3 separate regions of the Homo sapiens genome follow, and all the other regions are linked to region 3. The links are chromatin contacts, found by Hi-C in ENCODE. All regions are on one chromosome and are shown on one strand. Each heading gives the region's core, a stretch centred on a gene start or an enhancer-like site at or near the end of the contact. The rest is flanking DNA. Distances are from core to core; before and after follow the strand shown. Region 1 overlaps LHFPL3-AS2 (LHFPL3 antisense RNA 2). Region 2 has its middle 54 kb from the start of SYPL1. Region 3 has its middle 59 kb from the start of SRPK2.

Region 1 (2,700 bases), core at 112-2,611, 530 kb after region 3:
ATTATATGTAGATGGGAAGCAGCTAAAATATGTTCACGGTGTTTGTTTAATAATGTAACTATTTTCTTATACTATAAGCAGATTTTTTGGTTTATCATTTCTGCATAACAGGATTTAAACATACATGATATGTTACTATTAATGCTACACTCTTTCTAATGTGTCTATAGAAAGAATAAAAGTATAAGTGAAGTTGGTTGTACAATTATTATTATCACCAGAGCAAGTTGTGCTTGCTCTGAGGCAATTCCTCACTCCGGTTTTAAAATGTTGAGAAGGGTCTGGGCGTGGTGGCTCACGCCTGTAATCATAGCACTTTAGGAGGCCGAGGCGATGGATCACCTGAGGTCAGGAGTTTGAGACCACCCTGGCCAACACGGTGAAACCACGTCTCTACTAAAAATACAAAAACTAGCTGGGTGTGGTGTCGGGTGCCTGTAATCCCAGATACTCGGGAGGCTGAGGCAGGAGAATCGCTTGAATCCAAGGCGAGGAGGTTGCATTTAGCTGAGATTGTGCCACTTGACTCCAGCCTGGGCGAAAGAGTGAGACTCCGTCTCAAAAATAAAATAAAATAAAATATAAATATAAATAAAATTAAAAAATTAAATGTTGAGAAGGAAGAAGAGGAATATTCCCTGTTCTAACTTCTTTCCTTTGATCCTCAGTCTTGAGAATAAATTTATCATCCCCATTCTTATGAGGAAACTGAGGCTCAGAGAGTCCATGCTATTCACCCAGGGAGTGGTGGAATCAGGATTTAAAGGCAGTGTGCTTGTCTCCAAAGCCCCAACTCTTTCTACTAACAGATAATCATGATTTTAAATTCAATACTCTGTTAGTTATCCATTACTATGTAACAAATGACCCCTAAAGGTATCGGTTTATTGATAACATTAAATGTAAACATTAAACAATAAACATTTATTCTGAGGGTCAGGGAATCTGGGACCAGCTTAGCTGGGTAGCTCTGAGGCAGTCTTTCATGAAGTTGCAGCCAGGCTGTTCACTGGGGTTGTGGTCATCTCAAGGATTGACCGGGGCTGGAAAATCTGTGTATAAACTCACTCAAATGGTTGTTGGCAGGCCTCAGTTCTTTGCTGGCTGTTGGCTAGGGTGTCAGTTCCTTGCTTTCCAGGCCTTTCCATGGGCTGCCTGCCTGTCCTCACAACATGGCGACTGGCTTCCCTTGTGAGTGATGAGAGAGCCCATGATGGAAGTCATGGTATCTTAAAACCAAATATTGGAAGTAATACACCATTTTCTGCCTTATGCTGTTGGTCACACAGACCGACTTTGACAGAGTGTGGGAGGAGATTACACAAGGGTGTGAATACCCAGAGGTAAAGATCGCTGGGGCCACCTTGTGGAAGTTGGCTACCACAAGTACTTGGGCCAATTTTAGGGTCAATTGGATAAGGTCCAAATGGTGGCAACTAACAGTGCCAAGTGCACTGGCCATTTTGCAGGTACTTTTGGGCTTATTCTTTGGCGGCATATGAAGCCCACTGATGTCTCCCCTGGGCTGTGAATGTACTTGGTACTGTTGGGCCTAATAGAATATTTCTATAAAGTCTACTCTGAAGCTGCAGCCCTGAGTATAGAAGGAGCAGAGAATCCAATGCCTCTATATTTATTTTTCTTCTAAGAACTTGTACATATTTATAAGGAGACCTGGAACTTGAACTTCCAGCTTCTGTAATTGTAGATAAGGCAATGTGACCTATGGCAGGAAGAGCAGGTTGGGGATCAAGGACTTCGACACTGGAGTCAGAATCTCTACTCTGCCATTTACTAAGTGTGTGACTTTGGAAAGTTATTTCACTTCTCTGAGCTTTCATTTCCTTTACTGTAAAATAGTAATAGCATACAGTTTCTTTTGGGGGTGAGGATTAACTGAGATAAAGCACAATGTGGCAAACTGTGTTTTCCAAAGTTGGCTACACCAATATGTAGCTACATATCACATCCTACATGCTCTTTCTACGCTGTGTCATGAGAGGTGGGGTGTATGTCTCCTTCCTTTCTAAGGAATTTAGACAGATCTTTGTAACCGCACCAAGTGATGGAACATGGCCAAAGGGATGCTGAATGATTTCCAGAGTGAGGTCATAAAAGGCAATACTTTTTTCTCTGGTTCTGTCTTGGAATACTTTTTTTCCTCCCTTTTTTCCCCCTGTTTTGAGACAGAGTTTTGCTCTGTTCCCCGGGCTGAAGTGCAGTGGTGAAATCAGGGCTCACTGTAGCCTCAACCTCCTGGCCTCAAGCAATCTCTCCCACCTCAGCCTCCTGAGTTTCTGGGACTACAGGTGTGTGCCACCACACCTGGATAATTTTTAAATTTTTTGTAGAGACAGTGTCTCACTATGTTGCCCAGACTGGTCTCAAACTCCTGGGCTCAAGTGATTCTCCTGCCTTGACCTTCCAAAGCGCTGGGATTACAGACATGTGCTACTGCACGCTGCTGATGCTTGCCTTTTGATCCCAGCTGCCATGTTGTGAGGAAGCCCAGGCCACATAGTGAGGCCAGGTGTGGGTGATGCTGCTGGCCCTTAGTCAACAGCCAGTATGAACTGTTAGGCATGTACATGAAGAAGCCATCAGCCTATTCCAGCCTCCAGCCTTCAAGTTTTTTGGTTGAAGTTCCAGACATTCTGGAGGAGATTAGCCATCTCCACTGTGCTCTGTTTGAATTCCTGG
Region 2 (2,700 bases), core at 178-2,677, 610 kb before region 3:
TACACATATCTTTTCCCAGCTTGTGGCTTATCTTCTGAGTTTCTTTAAAATACCTGTGATGAACCAAGGTTCTTAAATTTAACGTGGTTGAAATCATGAATCTTTCTTTTTTATGATTTGTGATTTTTTGGTGTGTTATTTTTAAGAAATTCTTCCTCACTCCAAGATCAAAGAGATATTCACTTCCATTTTCTGCTGGTCAGATATCCCACCCACAGGGATGCTGCTGTTGTTTGGGGACCTGTGCCCAAGGCAAGGATGGGCAGACCCCAAACCTGACATGCTGTCCCCAGATGCCAGGAGGACCACATGTCAGGGCCTGCACAACCTTAGGGTGCCTTTCCTGTAAACCAGCCCCCAGACGTCACTGGGTACAAGCTAGTGCTCCTAATCTACCCCCTACCCGTACTTCGGCCAACACAAAAGGTGCCAGTGAGCCTGAAGCCATAAGATCCATGTGGCAGATTTGAGGGCCCCAGATGCTGTATTCAACTGGGGGTACTCAAAATACTGTGATCAGCACAGATCTGTCTGCTCACCACATGCCAGGATCTGCCAGGGACCATCTCACAGCTAATGATAAATCCTCCTGTCAGGGCCACAAAGCAGGGCTTTGTGTCACTGTGTTAGCCCGCATCGTCCCAGGGCAGGGCTCCAGGCTGAGCTGGTCAGCCCAGGCCACTGCAGACAATGGAGCCACAGTGGGGCAGGGCTTGCAATGGAAGTCAGTATGGAGGATGGTGACAAGAAGCAAACACCCTGACAGCAGCCAGGCCCATGCACGCCTCCCCGAGGAGGGAGGACAGGGCGGGGCAGGCTCTGCAGAGTCAACGGGCAACTTGAATCTTGCAGCATCTGGCTAGCACCCAGGCAGGCTCCACAGATGCCCGCCTGGGCCTGATTTTCCTGTTCTCAGTCTCCCACGTCTGCCAGGAGGCCTTGATAAATATTCAATAGCTCTGGCCTCAGAGCCTGTGTCTGGAGGACATTCTTAGGCAGTGAACTGGAGACAAGCTGAGAGGAGGCCTTTAAAGGAGCCCCAAACCTCAGCCTCTCCTTTCTGCTCGGGGTTTGGTTTTAAAGAGTCCCAGGGGAGCCACCCACCTGCAGGCCTGACCCCCTGAGGTCGATACGCGGGTTCCCTGAGCCCAGCTCTCAGGGAAGAAAAAGGCAGAATTCAGGCTGCTAGAGCAGCCGGGATAAGAGAAGTGATGCTGGCAAATGTGGTATTTAATGGATATTTTAAAACACCAATAGCAAATACAGTCATTTCTGGGACTTTTTTTTAGAAGATGCTGAATTAAAAATTTGCATCTTCCCTCATTCTTGATCTCCTTCTGCAGTTCCACTTGAGCAACCCCACAGGCTCCAGTCTCACTTCTGCTCACACCCTCCACCTGCTGCCCACGCAGCTTCCTGTCCTGCCCCCACCGCGCCCCCTGCGCCGTCCCAGCTCACCTGTTGGCCATCAGACATCACTCACGACCCCTCCCTTTCACCAGACTGTGGCTCCCACCATTTTGATTATGAAGTTTCTCATTTAGCTCAAAATATCTGACAGACTCCCTGCCCCATTCATTATATTGGACACATAGAGTCGAATATATATTAAACTTCAATTAGATCAATTCTATATTAGACTTCTATAAAACATCCAGTGGGTGAGAAACTATATAATGATCAAAGTGACTGCAAATTCAGTAACCACATTGTGCAATCATATTTTACTTATCACAGAAACATCCAGGCACCTTTGAGAACCAACAGGACGTTCATGTGCAGAAGATGTGATTTCTTCAATCTAAAGACAGTGGAGAGAGGGGTGTGTGCGTGTGTGCACGGGTGCACGTATGCAAATTTGCTGGCCCCTCACAAAAGCTCTAGTTTCTGGAAGGAGAGCCCGAGTGTCCTCAGGCCCAGCGGTTCCAAGCATTACTGGGTGCCTCCACTGAGATAGCAAAGGACTCACAGGTCTCCAGGCACCTGGTAATAATGTGGAATTGGCCGGGGCTGCCTGTTGCTGAGGAAGTTCTTGTCAAGTCTGGCCTTGGTGGGAGCACCAGTGGTAGTCAGAGGTTCTTCACCTTTTTTGGGTCATAGACCCCTTGGAGTGAAAATGTTGGAGGTTTCTCCTGAAAAGCACACTGCAATTCAGGGGATCCCCTGGGTCCTGGAGTCCATGCATAGGCATCATGGACCCCACATGGAAACCTCCCTGATTGAGAGGTCTCGAAAGCTTTTCCAGTCCTAAGAGTACAGTTTCTAATTTGCTGGAGTCGGCTGGACTTTCATTCCCTGGCAGAGCCATTTTGGAGGATAAGAAGATGTGTCTTCTCTACCACCGCACATGCGGTCCACAGTGACTGAGGGGAGTGTCACGGTGCCACCTTGTGCTTCTGTCCTGAAACTGCACCTTCTCTGGGGCCCATGCTCAGGTCCACACTGCCCACCTCTCACTCCATGAGCCTCACTCCCTACCACTCTCCCACCTTCTTACTCTGACCAAGCCACATGGACTCCTGACGTCCCTGCCTTGGGGGCCTTTGCACTGACTGTTCCCCCTGCCTGAAGTCTGGGTTTAAAGCCGTATACACAAGTGCAGTTTGTACAGTCATATCATGAACCAAGAAAAAAAGCAAATGTTTATGAAGATGCCTTTATTTTCACTTGGCCTAAAGCGAGAAAGTATCACATGAGTAT
Region 3 (2,823 bases), core at 204-2,703:
TGACTATGTGGAATATTTTTGTATGCTTATTGGCCATTTGTCTATTCTTTGGAGAAATGTCTATTGAGATCTTTTGCCCATTTGGGGGGTGTTATTTTTCTTTATGTTGTTGAGATCTAGAGTTCTTTGTATGTTCTAGGCACAAATCCTTTACCAGGTATACGATTGGCAAATATTTTCTCCCATTCCATGGGTTGTCTACTTTCTTTTTTTTTTTTTTTTCTTTTGAGACAAGATCTCATTGTTGCTCAGGCTGTCTGTAGTAACACGATCACGGATCACTGAGGCCTCAACCTCCCAGGCTTAAAAGTAGCTGGGACTACAGGCACACACCACTACAGGCTAATTTTTGTATTTTTGGTAGAGATGGGGTTTCACCATGTTGTCCAGGCTGGTCTTGAACTCCTGAGCTCAAGCCATCTGCCTGCCTCGGCCTCCTAGAGTGCTGGGATTACAGGCTTGAGCCACTGAGCCTGGCCTATCTTTACTTTCTTGAGGGTTGGGTTTTTGTTTTGTTTTGTTTTTTGAGACAAAGTCTTGCTCTGTCACCAGGCTGGAGTACAGTGGCGTGATTTTGGCTCACTGCAACCTCCCCCTCCCGGGTTCAAGCGATTCTCCTGCCTCAGCCTCCCGAGTAGCTGAGACCACAGGCACATGCCACCACGCCCACCTAATTTTTGTATTTTTAGTAGAGACGGGATTTCACCATGTTGGCCAGGATGGTCTCGATCTCTTGACCTCGTGATCTGCCTGCCTCGGCCTCCCAAAGTGCTGGGATTACAAGCGTGAGCCACTGCGCCCAGCTGAGGGTTGGGTTTTAAAGGCTGTAGGAGTTATTCTTTATTGAAATTTTGTTTCTAAACTAAGTTCCTATGGTGTCCATAATAACTAGATTGCTGCAGTGTCCACAGTAACCATCTGAAAATGGATTTTCATGACTGGGAGGGCTCAGGGTTAAGCGCAAGAATTCACAACCATAACTTTACAGGATGAAAATAGTCAGGCACTGCCAGGAGCGGTGGCTCACACTTGTAATCCCAGCACTTTGGGAGGCCTAGGCAGACGGATCACTTGAGATCAGGAGTTGAAGACCAGTCTGGCCAACATGGTGAAACCCTGTCTCTACTAAAAATACAAAAATTAGCCGGGCGTGGTGGTGGGCGCCTGTAATCCCAGCTACTTGCTGGGCTGAGGCACGAGAATTTCTTGAATCCGGGAGGCAGAGGTTGCAGTAAGCCAAGATCTCGCCACTGCACTCCAGCCTAGGCGACAGAGTGAGACTCCGTCTCAAAACAAACAAACAACAACAACAACAACAAAAAAAACCACTTAGGCGCACTTGGGAACGCTTTTGTTTCAGCTCAGTTCAACTCCACCTGCACCCTCTGAGAGCTGCAAATGGGGAACATAACTCTCCTTAGCCCAGCACCCACGTCTGTTCTCTACTAGCCACATTCATCCTGTTTTCTACATTTCTCTCTTCCTGTTTACAAAATTAATTTTCAACATAGAAGATCTTACTACCTGTTTTGGCCTAGACAAATGTTTCACTACCAAAAAACTTGCTCGTCAAGCTGACACAGAGTCATTCCACTTAACGAGTTAGCCACCTTCCATTAGCTGGAAAGATGATAGAGTCTTAGTTGATCCTTTTTTCTAATAATAATATCTGTCTAATAAAGTGGAGCTAAAGTCTGTTTCTTTCCTGTGCCATCCTGGTTTCTTAGGACCCCTGCACATTAATTAGGAGGAAGTCATGATGTGGATAACTCCAAAAGGTGAAAATCCAAAAGTAAATAAAGCACTGGAGGCTGCTGTGATAAAGAGGAAAGGACGTCAAACCAGGAGTCAAAATGCACAGGCTGAAGTCCTGGCCCTGCCACTGACTGTTGCTCAGAGACCTTCAGAGATCCACATCCCTCCTCCGGACCTCAGCTTTCTCCAGAGAATCCCTCAATGCTAACTGTTGCAGAGTACTCCATGGAGTGCACCCATCACACGTGGACTACACGGAGCTCCAGGGATGGACATCAGATTTGCCTCTAACTCCTCATCACCCTAAACAACATTGTCATCAACTCCATTGCACATGTCTCCTTGTGGACCCATCACAGCACCATCAGTTCCCACTGTTGCAGGCTAAGGAAGAAGCCTGTACACAGTCCCATCTGGGTGGGATTGGCTGTCCACAGAGGTAGGAAGACGAAGTGATGCCAAGTAGGATCATCTTCCCTCCAGAACTTGGGCCCAGTCTTCCAGGAGTTGTCATCTGTGCTTGGAGCAATAACTCATTTTCTCTCCTCTCTTACCATGTGAATTTTTCACTACTTTAAAAAATTGCTGGCTGGGCATGGTGGCTCACGCCTGTAATCCCAGCACTTTGGGAGGCCGAGGCGGGTGGATCACGAGGTCAGGAGATCAAGACCATCCTGGCTAACATGGTGAAACCTCGTCTCTACTAAAAATACAAAAAATTAGCCAGGCGTGGTGGCAGGTGCCTGTGGTCCCAGCTACTTGGGAGGCTGAGGCAGGAGAATGGCGGGAACCTGGGAGGCAGAGCTTGCAGTGAGCTGACATAGCGCCACTGCACTCCAGACTGGGCAACAGAGCGAGACTCAGTCTCAAAAAAAAAAAAAAAAAAAATTGCTGGCCAGGCACGGTGGCTCACGCCTGTAATCCCACCACTTTGGGAGGCCAAAGCAGGTGGATCACCTGAGGTCAGGAATTTGAGACCAGCCTGGCCAACATGGTGAAACCCCGTCTCTACCAAAAATACAAAAATTAGCCAGGCATGGTGGCGGGTGCCTGTAGTCCCAGCTACTT

The links. Hi-C counts contacts between places; a loop is a spot of excess contacts on that map. Pooled maps may share reads with other maps.
Region 1: a loop to region 3 is called in a pooled map, with 2.4 times the contacts of the local background. The contact joins two enhancer-like sites. A Hi-C loop is called at or near these places in 2 of 168 maps with a recorded cell type or tissue (CD4-positive, alpha-beta T cell and PC-9), 2 of 37 single-sample maps with no recorded cell type and 5 of 50 pooled maps.
Region 2: a loop to region 3 is called in a pooled map, with 3 times the contacts of the local background. The contact joins two enhancer-like sites. A Hi-C loop is called at or near these places in 1 of 168 maps with a recorded cell type or tissue (PC-9), 1 of 37 single-sample maps with no recorded cell type and 3 of 50 pooled maps.

Annotation. Positions count from the first base shown.
Region 1 is chr7:104,921,717-104,924,416 of GRCh38, reverse strand. The region is part of intron 1 of LHFPL3-AS2 (LHFPL3 antisense RNA 2); the gene reads left to right. Among named protein-coding and RNA genes, the nearest start is that of LHFPL3-AS2, 3.6 kb to the left of the region's middle. Within about 2 kb of position 1,361, at least 16 of the 41 ENCODE cell types and tissues checked have a DNase peak (open chromatin) inside an H3K27ac peak, as active enhancers do.
Region 2 is chr7:106,056,803-106,059,502 of GRCh38, reverse strand. No RefSeq gene overlaps it. Among named protein-coding and RNA genes, the nearest start is that of SYPL1, 54 kb to the left of the region's middle. RefSeq lists a silencer at 279-398 and enhancers at 739-838, 869-1,028, 712-1,263, 2,109-2,158, 2,669-2,700. Within about 2 kb of position 1,427, at least 17 of the 41 ENCODE cell types and tissues checked have a DNase peak (open chromatin) inside an H3K27ac peak, as active enhancers do.
Region 3 is chr7:105,446,986-105,449,808 of GRCh38, reverse strand. No RefSeq gene overlaps it. Among named protein-coding and RNA genes, the nearest start is that of SRPK2, 59 kb to the right of the region's middle. RefSeq lists an enhancer at 1,521-1,640. Within about 2 kb of position 1,453, at least 2 of the 41 ENCODE cell types and tissues checked have a DNase peak (open chromatin) inside an H3K27ac peak, as active enhancers do.